Regions from separate parts of the Homo sapiens genome. Here region 2 is linked to region 1. A link is an interaction called in ENCODE POLR2A ChIA-PET data of the cell type or tissue named here. Cell type or tissue: A673. All regions are shown on one strand. Region 1 overlaps LINC01278 (long intergenic non-protein coding RNA 1278). Region 2 overlaps SPIN4-AS1 (SPIN4 antisense RNA 1).

Region 1 (4,000 bases):
AGGTAAAGTGAAATAAGGCAGGCACAGAAAGACAAATACTGCATTATCTTATTTGTATGTGGAATCCAAAAGAGTTGAATGCATATAGGTAGTGAGTAGAATGATGGTTACCTGAGACTTGGAGTGGTTACTAGGACTGGGTGTTGGGGGAATTTTTTCAAAGGATACAAAATTTCAACTAGATAGGGAGAATAAGTTTAAGAGATCTATTATATAAAGTGGTTAATATAGCTTTAATGTTTTGAAAATTGTTAAAACAGTAGATTTTCAGTGTTCTCACCAAAAAAATAAGTAGGATATATATATACATTTTATATATATATATATATATATATATATATATATATATATATATATGCATGCTTAATTGAGCCATTCCACTATGTACACATATTTCAAGAGTTCATATTGTATACTATAAATATATTCAATTTTTATTTGTCAATGAAAAAACAAAAACTTCATAAATTTATGAGCTGCTATGGAGGTAAAGGTCTTAGAAAATTTTTAAAAAAGAGATTGGGTAAAATTTTCTTGCTCTAGCTGCAAGAGCATGGCTTTAGGTGTAAAGAGCTGGGAGAAGTACTCTCAATTAGTGAAGAGAAAATGTGAGGTAACTAATGTTTATTTCCATCTTTTACTAAATACTTTAAACAAGGATACACTTCCAATTACATAACAGCTAAACTTGTTATTTACATAATAAATTTTTAAAAACGTAAAAATTTACATTATTACATAATAGCTAAATAGATAATAGCTAAATTTTTTGTACCAAAATGTGTTTTATAATTCACCTTTTGAGGAACTTTATTCTTATCTATATCCAGGATACACTGTGAGGTATCCTCAAAAATAAGTTTTTAAAAATTATTATTATTATTATTATTATTATTTGAGACAGAGTCTCGCTCTGTGGCTCAGGCTGGAGTGCCATGGCGGGATCTCAGCTCACTGCAACCTCCGCCTCCCAGGTTCAAGCGATTCTCCTGCCTCAGCCTTCCAAGTAGCTGAGACTACAGGTGCCCACCACCTCGCCTGGCTAATCTTTGTGTTTTTAGTAGAGACGGGGTTTCTCCATATTGGCCAGGCTGGTGTCAAGCTCCTGACTTTGTGATCCACCTGCCTCAGCCTCCCAAAGTGCTGGGATTACAGGCTTGAGCCACGGCGCCTGGCCTAAAAATTATTTTTTAAAAAACTGCAGCTAATTTAACATCCTTACTCTTTATTCTCATTATATTTTCCTCTTTCTCTATCACAAATTATTACATATATTGACACAATGTTAAATTTTTTTCTTCTCCTTTCTTAACTTAGTGCCTTTTTGTAAAGACAAATTGAAGTTGGAGAGAGAGTAGGACTCTTCAGATTAGATAACAGTATTACAGTATTCACACAACTTAGGTTTAGATACCTTTTATTACACATAAACTGTTATGCTTGTATTTTTGATTAATTTTAAAATGTGGTAAAAAGTAGGAAAAATCACTGATAATCTTTACATATTCAAGATATTTAAGATTGAAAATATTTAGAAGAATAAATTTTGTTTTCAAAGAGATTAAATAAGCCTAAAATAATATATTTTACAGAATTTTTGAGGAATTATATTTATATTTGTAAAAGATTTTAATAGTAAGCTATAGTTAGATAATATATTTCGACAGTAAAGCCACTTTCAAAGAATATCTCAGAGACGCTGGCGTAATTTAAATAGTAACTAAAAGGGCTATGTATTACTTTTCTATGGCTGCTCTAACAATTTATCACAAACTCAGTGACTTAAACAATGCACATTTTTTCTCCTACAGTTTTGAAGGTTAGAAGTCTGAAATCAGCTTCACTGGGGGGAAATCAAAATGTAGGCAGAACCACACTTTCCCTAGAGGGTTTAGGGGATAAAAGACTTTGCCTTTGCAGCTTCTAGAGCTGCATTCCTTGCATTCCTTAGCTAGAGACTCCTTCCTTTGTCTTCAAAGCCAGCAAAATAGCATCTTGCTTCACTGGTAACACACTGTCTTCTGTCTCAAATCTGCCTCTGCCTTCTTCTTATAAGGACACTTATAATTTCATTCAGGGCCCACCCAGATAATTCGGAATAATCTCACCAACTCAAGATCCTTTAATTAATCACATCTGCAAGGTCTCAGTTACCTTATAAGGTAACATGCACGGATTCCAGGGATTAGGACCTGGATATCTTTGGAGTCATTATTTGTCCTACCACAAGCTAAAATCAATTTCTGAAATTCATGTAAAATCTGTTGAAGGCACAGCACATCTCTGAATATAAATGGTTATTTTAATAGTCTTCTAAAATTTTCTTTTAAACACCAATAATTGCAATCTGCTTATTTTTCATGTAGAAAAATATTTTTTTCTCCTAAAATTTGCATTTGAATGATACCTTTTTTTTTGAGAGAGAGGGGCGAGTCTTACTCTGTCACCTGAGCTGGAGATCAGTGGCTCCATCTTGGCTCCCTGCAACTTCCGCCTACATGGTTCAAGTGATTCTCCTGCCTCAGACCCCCACATAGCTGGGATTACAGGCACGTGCCACCACACCCGGCTAATTTTTGTATTTTTAGTAGAGATAGGGTTTCACTCTGTTGGCCAGGCTGGTCTTGAACTCCTGACTTCAGGTAATTCACCAGCCTCAGCCTCCCAAAGTGCTGGGATTACAGGTGTGAACCACCACGCCCAGCCTGAAAGGTACTTTTACACATGTTAAAATCCACAGCTAATTACTCTGTAAATATTTAATATTAAATTGTGACTACCAATTTTAAAAACAAGATAGAAAAAGTTGAAATCATGCATCACATACAAGAAATGAATCCTTACTCTCACAGCCCTTCCACAACTGATGTCAGACTCTTACGTTAGTTTCTTTTTTCTTCCCCTTGATAATTTTCTCTAATCTCCTTTACTATTTAAATTTTCTCAAAACCCACTTCACTCTAATGCCATTATTCCTGTAGATGTTTGTCCTCTGACTACCTCTCCATTATTACTTCCTTTCCTACTTTTTTCATACCTTGCTTTATCCTCATGGAAAACATGTAAATCATTTCAACAAACACTGATTGGGCCCTAACTTTATGCAACTGCCTATCCTAGGGACTTCTTAGGCATAGTAAGGAATAAGAAGTAGCCCTTAAAAGGCTCATGCTATCTCAGAAAGGGAATAAGACAGGTGGAGTCAAAGACTAGAGCAAGCTCTATATAATGCAGGCAAACTCTGGAAGATGTATGATCCTATTGGGAGGATTATGCTTAATTTCAATGTTCATAATCAAATAATTTGTCAGGAGTGGGAATGGAGAGAAATAAAACACAGTAACACCAAGCGTCACTATTCTTTGCATGAACCCTGCCCACCATCTGCTCATCAATATGCTTCTGCCTACAGAAGAAAAGTTAACACTTTTGTAGAAGAATACGAGCTCTTTCAAATTATCAGACTCAGAGAGGCATTAAAGTAAGACAATAATCACATCCTACTCCCCCCTTTTGAGCCATTTATTCAACTATTAAAACTGCTTGGTAGCTATGAAGTAGCTATGAATTAACCTAATAATGTGGCACTGGACACTATATCCCATACCCTATAGCTTAACAATGTATAGCCAATCACTAATCAATGTTATTTTTGTAAACCAGTGAGAATTCCTGACAAACAACTTTGTATCAGCCAACTCCCTGTGCCTCTTCTTTGCCTTTAGAAATCTGCTCGTAACAAAGGCCCAATGGAGCTCCTATCCTAGGTTACTTGGCTCTGAGTTTTCCCAGCAGCTGCCCTTACTTTGTCTGAAATAAAGTCTTTCAATCATATTTTGTCCTTCACTCTCCTTCTTTTAGGGTGACATATCTGGTGCTGTGAGCAGAATTCAGACACCTCTGACCATCTGACATTCCTCCTTGACTCAGCATTTGGTCAGCTCTGAACCTCTTGATTTATTTTGACTCTTTGAGAAAGTATTGAATGTGAAGTGTTGAG
Region 2 (4,000 bases), 170 kb before region 1:
CTAACAGCGGATATCTCTGCAGAAATCCTACAAGTCAGAAGAGAGTGGGGGCCAATATTCAACATTCTTAAAGAAAATAATGTTCAACCCAGAATTTCATATCCAGCCTAACTAAGCTTCATAAGCGAAAAAGAAATAAAATCCTTTCCAGACAAGCAAATGCTGAGAGATTTTGTCATCACCAGGCCTGCCTTACAAGAGCTCCTGAAGGAAGCACTAGATATGAAAGGATAAACCAGTACCAGCCACTGCAAAAACACACCAAATTGTAAAGACCATCTACACTATGAAGAAACTGCAACAACTAACGGGCAAAATTACCAGCTAGCATCATAATGACAGGATCAAATTCACACATAACAATATTAACTTAAATGTAAACTGGCCAATTAAAAGACACAGGCTGGCAAATTGGATAAAGGGTCAAGACCCATTGGTGTGCTGTATTCAGTAGACCCATCTCACATGCAAAGACGCACATAGGCTCAACATAAAGGAATGGAGGAATATTTCCCAAGAAAATGGAAAGCAAAAAAAAGCAGGGGTTGCAATGATAGTCTCTGATAAAACAGACTTTAAACCAATAAAATTCAAAAAGACAAAGAATGGCAACACATAATGGTAAAGGGATCAATGCAACAAGAAGAGCAAACTATCCTAAATATATATGCACCCAATACGGGAGCACCCAGATTCATAAAGCAACCTTGAAAAAGGTTAGAGGAATTGCTAACTAGAATAACCAGTTTAAAGAAGAACATAAATGACCTGATGGAGCTGAAAAACACAGCACGAGAACTTCGTTCATACACAAATATCAATAGCCAGAATAATAAAGAAGAAAAGAGAGAAGAATCAAATAGACACAATAAAAAAATAATAAAGGGGATATCATCACTGATCCCACAGAAATACAAACTACCATCAGAGAATACTATAAACTTAGAGACTGAGACTCCCACACAGTAATAGTGGGAGGCTTTAACACCCCACTGTCAACATTAGATCAAAGAGACAAAAGGTTAATAAGGATATTCAGGACTTGAACTCAGCTCTGGACCAGGTGGACCTAATAGACATCTACAGAACTCTATGCCCCAAATCAAGAGAATACACATTCTTCTCAGAAACGTATCACACTTATTCTAAAATTGACCACACCATTGGAACTAAAACATTCCTCACCACACACAAAAGAACAGAAATCATAACAGTCTCTCAGACCACAGTACAATCAAATTAGAACTCAGGATTAAGAAACTCACACAAAACCACACAACTACATGGAAACTGAACAATCTGCTCCTGAATGATTACTGGGTAAAATACAAAATTAAAGCACAAATAAATAATTTCTTTGAAACCAATGAGAACAAGACACAACATACCAGAATCTCTGGGACACAGCTAAAGCAGTGTTTACAGGGAAATTTACAGCACTAAATGCCCACAGGTGAAAGTCGGAAAGATTGAAAATCGACACTATAACATCACAATTAAAAAGGCTAGAGAAGTAAGAGCAAACAAATTCAAAAGCTAGCAGAAAACAAGAAATAACTAATATCAGACCGGAACTGAAAGAGATAGAGATACGAAAACCCCTTCAAAAAATCAATGAATCCAAGAGCTGGTGTTTTGAAAAGATTATCAAAAAAGATAGACTGCTAGCCAGACTAATAAAGAAGAAAAGAGAGAAGAATCAAATAGACACCATAAAAAATAATAAAGGGGATATCATCACTGATCCCACAGAAATACAAGCTACCATCAGAGAATACTATAAACACCTCTATGCAAATAAACTAGAAAATCTAGAATAAATGGATAAATACCTGTACATATACACCCTGCCAAGAACAAACCAGGAAGAAGTCGAATCCCTGAACAGAAGAGTAACAATTTCTGAAACTGAGGCAGTAATCAATAGCCTACAAAAAAAAAAAAAAAAAAAAACCCAGGACCAGATGGATTCACAGCCAAATTCTACCAAAGAGGAGCTGGTACCTTTACTTCTGAAACTATTCCAAACAATAGAGAAAGAGGGACTCCTCCTTAACTCATTTTATGAGGCTAGCATCATCCTGATACCGAAACCTGGAAGAGACACAGCAAAAAAAGACAATTTCAGGCCAATATCTCTGATGAACATCAACGCGAAAATCCTCAATGAAATACTGGCAAACCGAATCCAGCAGCACATCAAAAAACTTATCCACCATGATCAAGTCGGCTTCATCCCTGGGATGCAAGGCTGGTTCAACATATGCAAATCAATAAACGTAATCCATCACATAAACAGAACCAATGACAAAAAAACACACAATTATCTCAATAGATGCAGAAAAAACCTTCGATAAAATTCAACACTCCTTCATGCTAAAAACTCTCAATAAACTAGGTATTGATGGAACGTATCTCAAAATAATAAGAGCTATTTATGACAAACCCATAGCCAATATCATACTGAATGAGCAAAAGCTAGAAGCATTCCCTTTGAAAACTGGCACAAGACAAGGATGCCCTCTCTCACCACTCCTATTCAACATAGTATTGGAAGTTCTGGTCAGAGCAATCAGGCAAGAGAAAGAAATAAAGGTCATTCAATTAGGAAAAGAGGAAGTCAAATTGTCCCTGTTTGCAGATGACAGGACTGTATATTCAGAGAACACCAAATACACAACTTCAGCAAAGTCTCAGGATACACAATAAATGTGCATTCCTATACACCAAAAATAGACAAACAGAGACCCAAATCATGAGTGAACTCCCATTCACAATTGCTACAAAGAGAATAAAATACCTAGGATTACAACTTTCAAGGGATTTGAAGGACCTTTTCAAGGAGAACTACAAACCACTGCTCAAGAAAATAAAAGAGAACACAAACAAATGGAAAAACTTTCCATGATCATGGATACGAAGAATTAATATCATGAAAATGGCCATACTACCCAAAGTAATTTATACATTCAATGCTATTCCCATCAAGCTACCATTGACTTTCTTCACAAAATTAGAAAAAAAACTACTTTAAATTTCATATGGAATCAAAAAGGAGCCCATACAGCCAAGACAATACTAAGCAAAAAGAACAAAGCTGGAGGCATCATGTTACCTGACTTCAAACTATACTACAAGACTACAGTAACCAAAACAGCATGGTACTGGTACCGAAACAGATATATAGACCAATAGAACAGAACAGAACAGAACAGAGGTCTCAGAAATAACACCACACATCTACAACAATCTGATCTTTGACAAACCTGACAAAAACAAGCAGTGGGGAAAGGATTCCCTATTCAATAAATGGTGTTTGGAAAACTGGCTAGCCATATGCAGAAAACTGAAGCTGGGCCCCTTCCTTATACCTTATACAAAAATTAACAAAAGATGGATTAAAGGCTAAACGTAAAACCTTAAACCATAAAAACCCTAGAAGAAAACCTAGGCAATACCATTCAGGACATAGGCATGGTCAAAGGCTTCATTACTAAAACACCAAAAGCAATGGCAACAAAAGCCAAAATTGACAAATGGGATCTGACTGAACTAATGAGCTTCTGCACAGCAAAAGAAACTATCATCAAGAGTGAACCAGCAACCTACAGAATGGGAGAAAAGTTTTGAAATCTATCCATCTGACAAATGGCTTATATCCAGAATCTACAAGGAACTTAAACAAATTTACAAGAAAAAAACAAATAACCCCATCAAAAAGTGGGCAAAGGATATGAACAGTCACTTCTCAAAAGAAGACATTTATGCAGCCAACAAATGTATGAAGAAAAGTTCATCATCACTGGTCATTAGAGAAATGCAAATCAAAACCACAATGAGAGACCATCTCATGCCAGTTAGAATGGCGATCATTAAAAAGTCAGGAAACAACAGATGCTGGAGAGGATGTGGAGAAATAGGTACGCTTTTACACGGTAGGTGGGAGTGTAAACTAGTTCAAACATTGCGGAAGACAGTGTGGCGATTCCTCAAGGATCCA

The links. Peaks named below come from ENCODE experiments on the same cell type or tissue, not always from the same donor. Only the 100,000 strongest peaks of a DNase experiment are listed, where the experiment ranks them.
Region 2: POLR2A ChIA-PET joins it to region 1 with 8 read pairs; 3 of 35 experiments call an interaction of 5 or more read pairs at or near these places.

Annotation. Positions count from the first base shown.
Region 1 is chrX:63,501,824-63,505,823 of GRCh38, forward strand. The region is part of intron 2 of LINC01278 (long intergenic non-protein coding RNA 1278); the gene reads right to left. Among named protein-coding and RNA genes, the nearest start is that of LINC01278, 57 kb to the right of the region's middle. RefSeq lists enhancers at 2,067-2,567, 2,568-3,068. In A673, no CTCF peak of the experiment used is centred here; a DNase peak (open chromatin) is centred at 1,908.
Region 2 is chrX:63,332,828-63,336,827 of GRCh38, forward strand. All of the region lies in intron 1 of SPIN4-AS1 (SPIN4 antisense RNA 1), which reads left to right. Among named protein-coding and RNA genes, the nearest start is that of SPIN4, 17 kb to the right of the region's middle. In A673, no CTCF peak of the experiment used is centred here; no DNase peak of the experiment used is centred here.